Linked DNA regions of Homo sapiens: region 1 is linked to region 2. Evidence: read pairs that join two places in POLR2A ChIA-PET (ENCODE). Cell type or tissue: GM12878. All regions are shown on one strand. Links, peaks and the distances in the headings refer to the core of each region. The heading gives the core; the rest is flanking DNA.

Region 1 (8,275 bases), core at 2,593-5,092, 57 kb after region 2:
ATGCAAATGATGGATGATCCAGTTTTTTAGTTAAAATGTTGTCTTAAAACTCTAATTAGTGGAAAGCAGTTTGACAGTTTATTGTAAAGGTATATCCACACTTACTATATAACCCAAGACTTTTGTTTAACTAAGGGAAATGAAAGCAAATGTCTACACAAAAACTTGATGTTAATTTTTACAGTAGTTTTATTAATAATGGCCTCAATCTGGAAACAATCCAAGTGTCCACCCACATGGATAAATGGAATACTACTCAGCAATTAAAAGGAATACATTACTAATACAACAACATGAATGATTTTCAAAACTGTGCTGAGCAAAAGAAGCCAGACATTAGTCCTTCAATGTAAATTAAAACAAAAAAAGCCAGACACAAGAGTCTATAAAATTCTTGAAGAGGAAACAAATTAATCTGTAGTGATAGAAATCAAAGAAAGAATTTTGTGAGGGGTACCACAAGGAAACTTAGTGGAATGATGGGAATGTTCTATATCTTGATTGGTTAGTTAGCTGCACAGGTATATACATTTGTCAAGACTCATCAAACTATTCTTAAAATATGTTTATTCATTTTATTATATGAAAATTATATCTGAAAAAAGTTGACTAAAGAAAACTCTAGTAAGTGAGTTTAACAAATAACCTAAAAATATTGACTGAAATCTGAAATGGACTGGGCTCAGTGGCTCACACCTGTAATCCCAGCACTTTGGGAGGCTGAGTCAGGAGGATTGCTTCAACCCAGGAGTTTGAGACTAGCCTGAGCAACATAGTGAGACCCCATCTCTATTTTTTTAATCTGAAATGTTTAAATATATACCAACTTATATACACATGACATAGAACTACACACACACACACACACACACACCACATATTAACAACCTGGATTCTGATTCTGTTCTAAAATGCACAGTTCTTTTCAGCCTTTCACTTCCTTAATGTATGAAATGAGGTTAGTTTAGAAATTCTTTGCATCTGGGTGTAAAAACAAATAAGTTAGTAAGTTGAAAGTTAATCTTTTAAAAATTGTCTTGACTTAAGTAATTTTTTTTTCCAGAAATCTTCCTGCCAAATCTGTGGAAGAAGCTTTACGTCACCGACAAGAATACGATGAGATGGTGGCTGAGGCTAAAAAACGAGGTATAAAATTTAACTCCAAATGGTATAATTTTCTGATTTTAATAAGAAGATGGATGGTAAAATTCATCAAGTCTGTCTTCAAGATGATACTGAATTCTTTTTTTTATTTCTTTTTTCGTTTCTTTTTTGAGTCTTGCTCTGTTGCCCAGCCTGGTATGCAGTGATGCAGTCACAGCTCACTGTAGCCTGACCTTCCAGGCTCAAGCAGTCCTTTTACCTCTCAGCCTCCCAAGTAGCTGGGACCACAGGCACGTGCCACCATGCTTGGCTAGTTTTTTGTATTGTTTGTAGAGATGAGGTTTTACCATGTTGCCCATGCTTTTATTTTTCTCTACTATTTTTATAATTAAGTTTGTTCTAAAGGAGGAATAAAATGACATACCAGGATCATAGTTTTTCTGCATGTACTTTTACAGAATAGGAGGAATCTTGAAATTACAGTCATAAAACTTGGACTTCTACTATCTTAGTTTATAAATAAAGATAATAATTCATGAATCTATTAATGAATTTCACTTTTTACCATTTTTATATTTTATAATTAATTTCTAATTATTTTATAATTTAATAATTTTAACTTTCTATATGGCTGTGAGAATATGATTTGAAACTCAAAATTTTTTTGTGACTTACAGAGTCTCTCTAGAGGCCCAATTGTGTCATTTGGTTAGGTGCATAAAAGTATACTCTTGTGTGTATAAATTTACGTATTCATTCATTCTCTTTTCCAACCAAAAAAATAATATCAGGATAATTTAATGGTGTTTATTTCCTGACAGTTGTTATTTCAGGATAAACATACATTTTTAGAAGATATTACACAGCTGTATACATTTTTAGACTTAACATCTAACACCTTATTAACAACTGATATTTTTTCCTTTGACTTAAGTTAATGGACTGTTATAATAGTATACAGTTCTGCTTTATGGTGCTATTTTGGAATTGAAGTTACTTCTTTAATGTTAAGTAAACATAGGATATATAAGGCTAGTTATATTGTTCTAGAAGGTATTTAAACATTAGTTGAGTGTATTTTACTATACAGAATTCGAAATATTTCTGACATATCCAATTAAGTATTTATCTATTTATTACTTATTTTTATTTTTTTGAGACAGGGTCTTGCTCTGTCACCCAGGCTAGAGTGCAGTGATGCGAACTTGGCTCACTGCAGCCTCAATCTCCCAGGCTCAGGAGATCCTCTCACCTCAGCCTCCCAAGTAGCTGGGACCATAGGCGTGCACCACCACGCCCAGTTAATTTTTGTATTTTTTTGTGGAGACAGGTTTCGCCATATAGGCCAGGCTAGTCTTAAACTCCTGACCTCAAGTGATCCACCCACCTCGGCCTCCCAAAGTGCTGGGATTTCAGGTGTGAGCCACCACATCCAGCCTAAGTTTTTATTTTTTATTATGTATTTATTTATTTTAGAGACGGGGTCGCACTTGTTACCTAGGCCAGAGTGCAGTGGTACAATTATAGCTCACTGCAGCCTCGAATTCCTGGGCTCAAGCAATCCTCCTGCCTCAGCTTCCCTGGTAGCTGGGATTGCAGGTGCATGCCACCACACCCAGCTCTTTTTTTTTTTTTTGAGACAAAATCTCACTCTGTCACCCAGGCTGGAGTGCAGTGGCGCAATCTCGGCTCACTGTGACCTCCGCTGCCTGGGTTCAAGTGATTCTCCTACCTCAGCCTCCAGAGTGGCGGGGATTATAGGTGCCCGCCACCAGGCCCAGCTAATTTTTGTATTTTTAATGGAGACGGGGTTTTGCCATGTTGGCCAGGCTGGTCTCGAACTCTTGACCTCAAGTGATCCACCTGCCTTGGCCACCCAAAGTGCTGGAATTACAGGCGTGAGCCACCATGCCCAGCCCCAGCTCATTTTTTAGAAGTTATTTTGTAGAGATGATGTATCTCTATGTTGCCCAGGCTGGTCTCAAACTCCTGGCCTCAAGCAATTCTCCCACCTGGGCCTCCCAAGAGCGTTGAGATTATAGGCATGAACCACTGTGCCTGGCTCCAGTTAAGTTTTTATTAATTTTAAAATTTTTACTATATGATTACTATGTAAGATAACTATTGGTACTGGATGATCTTAAAAGCATGGTATGATAGGGATAATATTGAACTGAGGAATCAGAAGGCCACAGCTTTAACCTTGTTTGATACTACCTTGGTGTGATACTCTGAACAGGCCTGATGTTAGTTTTCTCATGCGTAACATGTGAGAGGCAGGTCAGCTTAATCAGGGCTTTGAAGCTTCTCTTTCATCATTTTTTTTTTGTTGTTGGTAAAGCAGTGGAACATTCTCCCAAGAAATCTTATATAGAATATGAATACATAAAACAAATAAAAGAAAGTAGAGATTGTCGGCCAGATGCGGTAGCTCACGCCTATAACCCCAGCACTTTGGGAGGCTAAGGCAGGCAGATCGTGAGGTCAGGTGTTTGAGACCAGCCTGGCCAGCATGGTGAATCTCTGTCTCTACTAAAAATACAAAAAATTAGCTGGGCATGGTGGTGTGACCCTGTAATGCCAGCTACTGGAGAGGCTGAGGCAGGAGAATTGCTTGATCCCGGGAGGTAGAGGTTGCAGTGAGCAGAGATCGCACCACTGCACTGCAGCCTGGGCAACAGAGCGAGACTCTGTTTCAAAAAAAGAAGAAAGAAAGTAGAGATTGTTTACTTGGCCTTCTGCTTGCCCCTCAAGATGGTCTGAGGCATATCTGAAAAAACAATTTGAAAACAGTTTGGCTAGCTGGTCTCTGACATCCTCACTGGTTCTAAAATTACATAAAGTTTTGATTTATGACTCACTTTCGTCTGTATTTGAGACATCTCTTCTTCTGAAATTGTCACCTTTGATTTTCAGAGAGATATTTTCTTCCTCTAACTTTTGCCTCAGAATCTAAGAGATGTACTGTTAATATATGTGTTTTGGGGGACATTTTAAAATTTCAAACTAGTAAAGTGAAACACCATATTAAAAAGAGTTAATATACTAATAATGCTACTGACAAAATCATTTTGGAATGTCATGTGAGTTATGTCAGAAAATTTATAAACCCTTGTAGGAAAAATGGGTATTGGTTAGTTGCCCACAGTTGTTTGTTTTTTATATAGTTAATTCATAAGAAATTTGACTTCATAGATTTAGTGTAAATAGAAATATGTGATAAAGTAATCTACTTAAATTATTTTTCTGACCTTTTATTCCACTTACTTTTATAGTAGAACAGGAGATGTTATTTTAAAATTATGTTAATAACTGGGCATGGTGGCACACATGTGTAGTCCAAGCTGTTCAGGAAGTTGAGATATGAGGATTTATTTAAGTCCAGGAGTTCAAGGCCACCTGAGCAACGTGGCGAGACCCATCTCTAAAAAAAGAGAAAACAAAGAATAGAAAATTATGTTAATCAAGTTCATTTACTTTCACTTTTTCCCTCCCTTTCTTTCCCTGTCCCTCCCTCCCTTATTTCCTTCCTTCCTCTTATGATAATATTCTTTTTGAGAAAGTCTATTTTGTAGAGTTTAGGTAAATGGAGAAAAGGATTTTGATCTAGCTTATTTGTATTGAAATAATTTTTACTCGTTTAAAACAGAAATTAAGGAAGCACATAAAAGAAAAAGAATCATGAAAGAACGATTTAAGCAGGAAGAAAATATTGCAAGTGCAATGGTAATTTGGATCAATGAAATACTGCCCAATTGGGAAGTAATGTAAGTAAGCAGACTTTTCCTAAATTCCCATTTGTCTCCGAAGATCTCATGTTTCTTTTTTTTTTTTTAATTTATTATTATTATACTTTAAGTTTTAGGGTACATGTGCACAATGTGCAGGTTAGTTACATATGTATACATGTGCCATGCTGGTGCGCTGAGATCTCATGTTTCTGATTCTGTATTTTTATTATTTCCAGCATATATTTTATGCTTTGGCTAAATTATACTATTAATTAATGCCTGAAAATTTCCATATTTGCATCTGTGCCTTTGCTTTTGTAAATCCCTCAGTGTCTACCACCTACTTCCCTTACTGACCATCCTCTGTGTCTGCTAAATCTTTTTTTTTTTTTTTTTTTTTTGAGACGGAGTCTCGCTCTGTCACCCAGGCTGGAGTGCAGTGGCGTGGTCTCCGCTCACTGCAAGCTCCGCCTCCCGGGTTCACACCATTCTCTGGCCTCAGCCTCCCGAGTAGCTGGGACTACAGGCGCCTGCCACCGCGCCTGGCTAATTTTTTTTTTTTTTGTATTTTTAGTGGAGATGGGGTTTCACCGTGGTGTCTGCTAAATCTTACCTATCCTTTGGGACCCAACTGAAATGCTAATTGATTTATGAAACTTTTAATGTCTTTGGTTACTGTGTTTTCTTTTTTTTTTTTTTTTTCTGAGACGGAGTCTCGCTCTGTTGCCCAGGCTAGAGTGCAGTGGCACAATCTCGGCTCACTGCAAGCTCCGCCTCCCGGGTTCATGCCATTCTCCCACCTCAGCCTCCCGAGTAGCTGGGACTACAGGCACTCGCCACCATGCCCTGCTAATTTTTTGTATTTTTAGTAGAGACGGGGTTTCACCATTCACAGGATGGTCTCGATCTCCTGACCTTGTGATCTGCCTGCCTCGGCCTCCCCAAGTGCTGAGATTACAGGCGTGAGCCACCGTGCCCGGCCTAGTTACTGTATTTTCTTAATGCTAACATACCATCAATTGTAAGACGCACTATTGATGTAATAGCAGTTATTTGGAAAGAGAATATTAAATATATAAATGTATTAGAAGATGCACTTATTGTTAAAATGATTTTTAAAGTGTTTATCTCATAATCAAGGAAATATGTATGATCTTTCCCTTATGTAAATGTCCCATCATCATACTTTGAGACTAATATACTTATCTTGCCTTTGCATTTATTTATTCATTTTTAAGTTATTTTGCCAGCATCTTTTTAATGATAAATAATAATTGTATATATTTATATGGTACAGGGTGATTTGTTTTTTTGTTTTTGTTTTTGTTTTGTTTTGAGACAGAGTCTCCCTCTGTCACCCAGGCTGGAGTGCAGTGGCGCGATCTCAGCTCACTGCAACCTCTACCTCCTGGATTCAGACGATTCTTATGCCTTAGTCTCCCTAGTAGCAGGGACTACAGGCATCTGCCACCATACCCGGCTAATTGTTTTGTATATTTAGTAGAAACAGGGCTTCACCATATTGGCCAGGCTAGTCTCAAACTCCTGGCCTCAAGTGATCAGCCTGCCTTGACTTCCCAAAGTGCTGGAATTATAGGTGTGAGCCACTGCACCCTACCGTGATGTGTTTTTTGAGGGTTTTTTTTTTTCAAGACGAGGTCTCACTCTGTTGCCCAGGCTGGGGTGTAGTGGCGAGATCAAGGCTCACCGCAACCCCGACCTCCCTGGGCTCAGGTGATCCTCCTGCCTCAGCCTCCTGAGTAGCTGGGACTACAGGTATGTGCTAACACGTCCAGCTAAGTTTTGTATTTTTTTATAGATATGGGGTCTCACTGTGTTGCCCAGGCTGGTCTCGAACTTTTGGGTTCAAGCAATCTGCCTGCCTTGGCCTCTCAAAGTGCTAGGATTACAGGTGTGAGCCACCTGCCTGGTGCAATGTGTTGTTTTGGTATATGTTTACATTATGGAATGATTAAATCAAGCTAATTAACACATCCATCAGCTCACGTATTTCTCAGTATTTTGTGGTAAAACATTTAAAATCTGCTCATTTAGCAATTTTGAAACATACAGTTCATTATTATTTATTATAGTCACCATTCTATGTAATAGGTCACTAACACTTATTTCTTCTAACGGAAGTTTGTACCCTTTGATCAACATCTCACCTTTCTCCATTCACTTTACTCCCCGCTCCCCGGCCATAACCACCATTCTACCCCCTACTTTTATGAGATTGACTTTTTTGGATTCCACATATAAGTGAGGTTATGTGTTGATTTTTCTGTGCCTGGTTTATTTCACGTGGCACAATATCCTACAGGTTCATCTGTGTTGTTGCAAATGACAGAATTTCTTTCTTATTGCCTTTTTACATAACATTTTAAAATATGCCTTATCTTCCCTCTCGACTGGAGGGTTGGGGATATCTTCTGCAATGCCTACTGTAGTTTGTACATTGGGAATTTGTTGAATATTGGCACAGTGTGACATATTATCTGAGGCACTTTACATAAGTAATTGCATTTGAGTCTTAGAACTTTTATAAGGTGTATGTATTTTTACTCCCATTTATCTTATAAGGAAACTCAAGGTCAGAGAGGTTAAGTGATTTGCCCAAGGTTATACATTTAATTAATGGTTAAACTAGATTGGATCTCAGATCTATCTGACTTTAAAGCCGACAGTTTTTTTTAGCAGACTTTACTGCTTCTCAAAAACTAGGGCCTTCCCACTGTAGATTCTTGGTTGTTTTGTTTTTGGTGCTGAATTGGTGATACATTTTTATGTCCCTTTTATCCTGTTTTTTAAATAATTGACTGCATATTTCTGATTCTCTCATTGACATTTATAAAACGCAGTTCCCTTTAGATTACTGTTGCCCCTTTGGGATCCTATACATCTTGTAGGCTGTTGTTGCCTGCAAGCATGAACGCAAAGAAAAGAATGCATTACATACTTAATTCTCTATAGTCCTAAAAATGATTTGATCACTTGGCCATAGACTAAAGATAATCCATCATGCAACTAGTATTTTTGGTATAAAAAGTAACTTTCTCCTTTTTTCTCCTCCTTTAATTCTAGGCGTAGTACAAGAAGAGTTCGAGAATTGTGGTGGCAGGGATTGCCCCCTAGTGTCCGTGGGAAAGTTTGGAGTCTAGCTGTAGGAAATGAACTAAATATCACTCCTGGTTTGTATTCTACGTTCAGTTATTCCCACATGTACAAATAGCCATCTACAGAGTTACATAGCAGATTAGTAGAGTGACCATTAAAATAAATGGCCTTTATCATATATAATGTCATTTTAAAAGCATGCTTCATCCCCCTGTTATGAAGCAGGTTATTAAACCTGTTATGATTTAATAAGTTATTACATTTTATATAAAGATTTATGGTTTTCCCTTTAGTTCACAACTATCAATAATCTTCTTGGCATT
Region 2 (8,275 bases), core at 3,692-6,191:
TTTGTGGCAGAAGATGATGCCCAATGCAGTGTAGGCAGAGGATAAATTGATAGCTCCTCAGCTATGGATTAAAAATATGAAAATTGGCCAGGTACAGTGGCTCACGCCTGTAATCCCAGCACTTTGGGAGGCCGAGGCAGGTGGATCACTTGAGGTCAGGAGTTCGAGACCAGCCTGACCAACATGGTGAAACCCTGTCTCTACTAAAAATACAAAAATTAGCCAGGCGTGGTGGTGTGCGCCTGTAATCCCAGCTACTCAGGGGGCTGAGGCAGGAGAATTGCTTGAACCCGGGAGATGGAGGTTGCAGTGAGCCAAGACTGTGCTGCTGCACTCCAGCCTGGACGACACAGCAAGACTCCATTTAAAAAAAAAAAAAAAAGAAAAAGAAAATCTTTTAACCATTTTAGTTAGGGCTCTCCAGTTACTAGGGAGTCCTGACTGGGACATTAGGATTACATGATGTAATAAAAACTAGTATTTTGGGGCTGGATGCAATGGTTCACACCTGTAATCCCAGCCTTTGGGAGGCCGAGGCGGGAAGATTACTTGAGCTCAGGAGTTCGAGACCAGCCTGGGAAACATAGTGAGACCTCGTCTCTACAAAACATTTAAAATATTAGCTGGGTGTTGTGGTGTGTGCCTGTGGTCCCAGCTACTCAGGAGGCTGAGGCAAGAGGACTGTTTGAGCCTGAGAGGTCGAGCTCTTTTTATTTTGTCATTGATCCATTCTGAGAGTGGAACCCTTATGACCTAAATACCTCCCATTAGGCCCCACCTCCAAATACTGTTGCATTGAGGATTAAGTTTCCAACAGATGAATTTTGGGGAACACATTCAGATCATAGGACTGAACATTGTTTTTTCAAGTTTCATTCATGGTGATGAATTAGCTTTTGTTGCTTTTCACGGAGGAATAATATTACATTTGCAAATATACCACAATTAGAATTTTCTATTCTTCTGTCAGTGGATTTTTGGATTTTGAGTAGGTTTTTGCTCTTTTGAACAGTGTTGTCCTGAATGTTGTTATATATGTATTCCAAATGTACATGTCCAGGACTTTGCTTAGGATTCGTGGCTAGAAGTCTAATTGCTAGATGGTAGGGTATGCAGCTGTTCAACTTTATGAGCTAGAAACAACTGTATTTATATCATGTAAATATCAAAACAAATTTATATCATGTAAATTTCTAACAGTGTTCTTCCCCTTCTAAACTTGGTATTATCAGGTTTCTTAGGTTTTGCTAAGATTTTATATACAGTGGTCAATACATTACAAATGTTACTCTGTTTTTAGTTTGTGAGCTCCCTTATTACTAATGAGGCTAAATATTGTGTGATAGATCTCATTTGCCATTTGTTTTCCCTCTTTCTGCAATACCTTTTATCTATTTTTTATTAGATTATCTTTTATGAAAGTGGTTAGTGGAGTTCTTTGTATTTTCTGTGTGCTAATTTTTTGTCATTTATGTGTGTTGGAATTTATCCTCTAAATTTATGTCTTTTTACTTTGTTTATAGTGCTCTTTGAACAGAACTCATTACTTTTTATGCTGGTGATTTTATCAAGTTTTAAAAATTAATGCTTTTGGGACTGATTTTTAGATTTTTCCCTGTGAGATTAGAAGAAAAATTCTCCTGTGTTTCTTTCTAAAGCTTTCAAAAGTTTGCCTTTCGTGTATAACTGTTTGATACATTGGGAACTGACTGTGGTATGTGGTAGGAATCCAATTTATTTTCTTTCACATTGCTAGCCGGAGGTCCCGATACTATTTATTACACAATCTTTCCTCGTTGATCTGCAGTGCCACCTGTGTTTCCATTTATGCTTGGGTATGTTTCTGAGTTGTTTATTCTTTCTCCATTGATTAATTTCTTTATCCCTGGGTCAATACCATATGTTGTTAAAAACTGTAATGTTATGGTAAATTTGGATATCTGTTAGGGCAACTCAGCCTTGCCTTTTTTCTTCTTGAAAATATCTTATTTTGGGTCCTTTATTCCTTTTTTTTTTTTGAGATGGAGTCTCACTTTTTTGCTAGCTGGAGTGCAGTGATGCAATCTCAGCTCACTGCACCTCCGCCTCCTGGGTTCAGTTGATTCTCCTGCCTCAGCCTCCCAAGTAGCTGTGACTACAGGCGCGCGCCACCACGCCCAGCTAATTTTTGTATTTTTAGTAGAGATGGGGTTTCACCATGTTGGCCATGATGGTCTCGATCTCTTGACCTCATGATCCACCTGCCTCAGCCTCCCAAAGTGCTGGGATTACAGGTGTGAACCACTGTGCCCGCCCAGGTCCTTTATTCTTTAACATAAATTTTTGAGTTTCCTTCAAGTTCCTAAAAAATCTTGTTGGGTTTCTGATGGGAATTGGATGAAATTGATAGATAAGTTTGGGGAGAATTGATATTTTTATGATAGTGTTTTCCTTTCTATAAATGTGAACTATCTTTCTATTTAATGAGGTTTTCTTTAATGTGGTTCAATAATGTATCATTTCATTCTCTCTATAAATTTTTATAAAACTTTGGCTAGATTTCTTCTCACATACCTTGTATTTTCTTGCTATTATATCTCTTTAGATTTTAAAAAATTTCCAGCTGTCATTGATGATACAAAGTCAAAATTGCTTTTTTTAAAAAAAGAAAAAAATCTTTTTTTTTTTTAATGCTTTAATGCTTTTTAGCCTCCCGAGTAGCTGGGACTACAGGCGCGCACCACCACGCACAGCTAATTTTTGTATTTTTAGTAGAGACGGGATTTCACCATGTTGGCCAGGATGGTCTCTATCTCTTGACCTCGTGATCTACCTGCCTTGGCCTCCCAAAGTGCTGGGATTACAGGCATGAGCCATCATGCCCGGCCTCTCCTTCATTCTTGAAGGATAGTTTTGTTGGATATGGAATTTTTGGTGGACAATTTTTTTTTTTCCTTTCTGACCTTTAAATATGTAATCTTACTTCTGGCCTCCATGGTTTCTGAAGAGAAATAAGCTGTTAATCTTATTGAGGATCTCTGGTTTTGATGGTACCTCTCACTTATTGTTTTCAAAATTGTCTTTGAGTTTCAGCAGTTTGACTATAATGTATCTCAGTGTGAACCTCCTTGAGTTTATTCTGCTTAAAGTTGTTGAGTTTCTTGGATGTGTAGATTATGTCTTTCCTCAGATTTGGGAAGTTTTTGGTTATTTTCTTTTTTTTTTTGAGACAGAGTCTCGCTGTGTCACCCAGGCTGGAGTGCAGTGGTACAATCTTGGCTCACTGCGAGCTCCGCCTCCTGGGTTCACACCATTCTTCTGCCTCAGCCCTCCGGAGTAGCTGAGACTACAGGCGCCCGCCACCATGCCTGGCTAATTTTTTGTATTTTTAGTAGAGATGGGGTTTCACCATGTTAGCCAGGAAGGTCTCGATTTCCTGACTTTGTGATCCACTTGCCTTGGCCTCCCAAAGTGAGTTATTTCTTCACGTATTTTTTCTGCCTCTTTGTCTTTCCCTTCTCCTTGGTCTTTTATGGTACGTAGTTGGTACACTTAGTAATGTCTCACAGGCCCCTCAGGCTCTGTTCCTTTTTCTTCATTCTTTTTTCTTTCTACTACTGAGAGTGGACAGTTTCAATTTTCTTATCATCATATTTGCCAGCTCTTTCTTCTGCCTGCTCAAATTTGCTGTTGAGTACATCTGGTGAATTTTTTATTTTAGTTGTTTTTCAGCTCCAGAATTTGTTGTGTTGCTTATTATAATTTCTGCCTTTACTGGTATTCTCATTTTGTTCATACATTTTCCCCCTTTATCCTCCTTTATTACCTTTCGTTCTTTGTCCATGGGTTTTTTTCTTTTTCAATCTCCTGGAGCTTTTTTTTTTTTTTTTTTTTTTTTTTTATGAAATTGACTTAATGTCTTTGACTAGTAATTACTTTGGGCTTCCTCAGGGAAGATTTTTGTCAAATTCCTTTTTCTAGGGAATGGGCCATACTTTCCCGTTTCTTGGTATGTTTTGTAATTTTTTGTTGTTGACAACTGGATACTCTGAGTATTATAGTATGGTAACTATAAATCTGTTTCTCCCACTCCTCAGTGATTGCTGTTTTTTGCTTGTTGAGGGCTGAAGCCACCTGTTTGTGACTTTACAAGCTATTTTCACAAAGTATGTATTCCATATTGTGTATGGTCACAAGTTTTTGTTCTGTTGTCTCTGTGGCTAGCTGGTGACCTGACAAAGATTTTCTTAGATATCTGGCTCCAAAAAAGGAGATCAAAAAGGTTTTACCTTTTTTATTGTTCTAATAATACTTACAGTGAAAGCCACTGCTGTGGAGAGTAGTGAAACTGATGCATGTGCCTGCATCACTCCCTTAGGGCCAGACCAACCAAAATGTACAACCCTAAATTTTGAAGGACATGATCCCTACTGTCCCTCCTGGCACCGGTTAGCAACTCCAGGAACATGGGCTGCTATCCCCACTGCCACAAGAGGTGGTGGGTGTGGTGGTGGTGGTTGTGAGGAATAGGGGAAGGTAATTGGTTTATGCATGCTGCTTATTCATACTTATGAAAGATCGGTAGCCTCTTCCTTCATCAAGCACTCCCCTGGTTGTTAAAAGGGTTTGGTCAGTTCCTAGAGTTCTACTAAAGTACTTGATTCCAGTTACTCTTAGTTTTTTTTTTTAACTCTTACTTTTTTTGAGACAGAGTCTTGCTCTGTCTCCCAGGCTGGAGTACAGTGGTGCGATCTCAGCTCACTGCAACCTCCGCCTCCTGGGTTCAAGCAATTCACCTGTCTCAGCCTCCTGAGTAGCTGGGATTACAGGTTTGCGCCACCATGCCTGGCTAATTTTTGTATTTTTAGTGGAGACAGGGTTTCGCCATGTTGCCCAGGCTGGTCTCGAACTCCTGACCTCAGGTGATCCACCCGCCTCAGCCTCCCAAAGTGCTAGGATTACAGATGTGAGCCACCATGCCCCGCTCCAGTTACTCTTTCTAGCTCAACTTTTACTTTGGTGGGGAGACTGACCCCTAGATCTTTCTATTCTGTCATTTTGCATCCATGATGTCTTTTGAAGTTCAAATGTTTTAAATTTAGTTAAGCCCAGTTCATCAACTTTTTCTTTTGTAGATCATGTTTTTGTGTCATATCCAATAATTATTTTCTTAAACCATGGTGACAAAGATTTTTTCTTGTGTTTATTTGTGTGGGTAGATAGGAAACCTTTAGGGTGCAGGCAGGTCACGTAGGAATTGTAGAGGGAATATGACTTGATGAGAACTGTCTGGCCTGTGTGGGGCTTGCAGAGGAAATTGGCACACTGTTGCTGGCAGGAAGCCTTTGGTGGAGTCAATTTTTTTGTTGAGCAGGCTGCAGGAACGCCATCTCCAGGTTGAGGCTGCAGGTTCAGCAAGGCTGCAGGTTTGCTGAGGGGCTGCAGTCTGGGCATCGAGCTAAGCAGAATTTTACTGGATGTCCTCACACTTCTACCCGATCCACTCTGCAGCAGCTGGAAACCACAGGAGAGCCCCTTTCTCCTTCAGTGTCCCTTTGGTGCCCTCTACCCAGAAAGCTTAATAATTTCATGTTTGTTTTAAAGGAGAAATGATTAAAGGAATTTTTTCTGTTATCTTAGAGCATAAAGGTGAATTTGGAGTTAAGAGGTATTAGAAGAATCATCAACAGAAATAATAAAAAGATAAACAAATTGGAAGGAAAATGATAGCCATAAATAAGATGTAGACATTTGTTTAAATCAGCTACAAAGTGTTTTCTTGATAAGTGGTACACAACGTATCAAACATTGTTTAAATTAATAGACCATCCTTTGAGGCTTCAAATTTTTTTCTTAGAAGTATTCCTAGTCCTCAGCATATTCATTATTGAAAACGTTCACCTATTTAGTGATCTTATGAAGTAGAGAATTAAGTCACTGTACATGGTCTCTGAGGTGAAACCTCCAGAGTATCTTAAAGTAGAAATTACTCTAGTGTCATATGTTTATTTCTGTTATACACCTGAGGAAATAAGAGTGTTTATTTCCTTTTCCTTTCTTTTTTTTTTTGGAGGCAGGGTCTTGCTCTGTTGCCCAGGCTGCAGTATAGTGGCAGTATCATAGCTCACTGCATCCTTAACTCCTGGGCCCAAGTGATTGTCCCACCCTAGCCTCCCAAGTAGCAGGGACTACAAGGTGTGCACCACCATGCCTGGCTATTTTTTTTAATTTTTATTTTTTGTAGAAACAGGGTCTCACTACATTGCCCAGGCTGTTCTCAAACTCCTGGGCTCAAGTGATCCTTTTGCTTTGGCCTCCCAGTGTTGGGATTACAGGCATGAGCCACTATGCCTGGCCATTTCTTTTCTTTATTATTGATTAGCCTGCATTCTTTTGTAGGAGTCCCTTAACATTTTTCATTAAAAACTTATTTTCTATTATCACTAATCTGCACTTTTAAGATATATTGATACGGCATTTTGAGTATAGATAAATCTAATTATTTGGGACTTCAATTTGGAACTGTTTGTAATTAATCATATGTGTGAATTAAGAATTTTCTTACTGTTCACTTATAGCTTATGCAAAGGGTTTATATTGAGTTGAATTCATCAGTACCTTCCTAATTGGTTCATTGGGCCCTGGTCATGTTGTTTTGATGGGTACATATGTTGAGTATCATCCCTGCTTACATAAAAAAATAGGTACTTAATTTGGTTGGTTAGGGCATGGAGATAATAGGTAAAATCCTTAATACTTGTGCAGGGTGCACAATGACGCGGAGTGCAATGAGGCGGTCTCGGCTCACTGCAACCTCCGCCTCTAGGGTTCAAGCGATTCTCCTGCCTCAGCTTCCCGAGTAGCTGGAATTACAGGTGCCCACCACCACGCTTGGCTAATTTTTGTATTTTTAGTAGAGACAGGGTTTCACCATGTTGGTCGGGCTAGTCTTGAGCTGCTGACCTCGTGATCCGCCCGCCTCAACCTCCCAAAGTGCTGGGATTACAGGTGTGAGCCATCGCACCTGTCCTGGGTTTTGTTTTTTTTTTTCTAGATTTTTCAGTGAGAGATACTTTCTTCCTTGGTTATATATTGACTCTTTTGTAGTAAGCTTTCTTGTACATAGCTGGCCTAGGAAAGACAGGTTATGTATATATATTATAGCAATAGGGGATTAGTAGATATAATTTTATTATAAATAACAAATTATTACTGTAAATAATATTTATCCAAATATTGTATTACTTAATCCTTTAACTGTTATATAGATTCTTTTAAATGTTTTTGTTTTCAGAATTTTGGCTCTTATTGTTAAGTACATGTACAGTCAATTCTAGTATACTTTGTAGCTGATTTAGACAAATGTTTGCATCTTATTTATGGCTATCATTTTCCTTCCAATTTGTTTATCTTTTTATTATTTCTGTTGATGATTCTTCTAATACCTCTATATAAGCCAGATAGTCTGTATTTTACTTTAAGTTCTGGGACACAGGTGCAGAATGTGCAGGTTTGTTACACAGGTATACGTGTGCCATGGTGGTTTGCTGCCCCTATCAACCTGTTATCTAGGTTTTAATCCCTGCATGCATTAGGTATTAAGCTACATATTCTTAATTGAGCCTTATTATTCTAAGTAATAGTGGTATAAGTAGTAGAAATAGTTTTATTTAAAAGTATTTTTGTTTTTGCCTTGGGAACAAACTTATTATAAAATTACTGTTAAATAGCTCTCTGGTTACAAAAAACACAATTCATGTAACTTTTCTGTGTTTCAGAAACCTTTTTCCAAAAAGGACAAAGGAACTCAAATCAGTTGTCCATAGTGCTCCTGGTTGGAAATTATTTGGTAAAGTCCCTCCTAGAGAGAATCTTCAGAAAACATCCAAAATCATTCAGCAGGTAAGTACTGACATAGCCATGTAGTTTACCCTAGCTTTTCAAGCATTCTTCTTCTTCTTCTTCTTTTTTTTTTTTTTTTTAAACTAACCATATTCTATTTTTATTCTTATTTTTCTAGATACAGACTTTTGGGATTATAAGTATTTATAGGGACCTGCTAAATTTTCTAGAAAAACAGGTCATATATTTTCTGTTATCTTTTATAATTGTGAAAATTCTTCAAATAGAACGTAGACTTTTTTTTTTAACCAGTTATTCCTTGAATAGATTTTTTAAAAACTTAGCTAATCACTCTCACCACATACTGTTTGACTTCCAGTTGAAGTTGGTAGCATTTGTCAGTGGCACAGATGTTCTGAATATTGGTAGTTGTGAACTGATGAAATATTAAAAA

Evidence for each region. ChIA-PET counts read pairs that join two places held together with the same protein. Peaks named below come from ENCODE experiments on the same cell type or tissue, not always from the same donor. Only the 100,000 strongest peaks of a DNase experiment are listed, where the experiment ranks them.
Region 1: POLR2A ChIA-PET joins it to region 2 with 5 read pairs; 3 of 35 experiments call an interaction of 5 or more read pairs at or near these places.

What each region holds. Positions count from the first base shown.
Region 1 is chr10:94,492,302-94,500,576 of GRCh38, forward strand. It overlaps TBC1D12 (TBC1 domain family member 12), which reads left to right. Exons shown (of 13, transcript NM_015188.2): 4 at 1,064-1,146; 5 at 4,754-4,871; 6 at 7,920-8,026. Among named protein-coding and RNA genes, the nearest start is that of HELLS, 49 kb to the right of the region's middle. In GM12878, for the core only: no CTCF peak of the experiment used is centred there; a DNase peak (open chromatin) is centred at 3,910; H3K4me3 peaks cover 378 bases; H3K27ac peaks cover 553 bases.
Region 2 is chr10:94,434,139-94,442,413 of GRCh38, forward strand. TBC1D12 (TBC1 domain family member 12) reads left to right here. Exons shown (of 13, transcript NM_015188.2): 2 at 7,758-7,881. Among named protein-coding and RNA genes, the nearest start is that of TBC1D12, 36 kb to the left of the region's middle. In GM12878, for the core only: no CTCF peak of the experiment used is centred there; no DNase peak of the experiment used is centred there.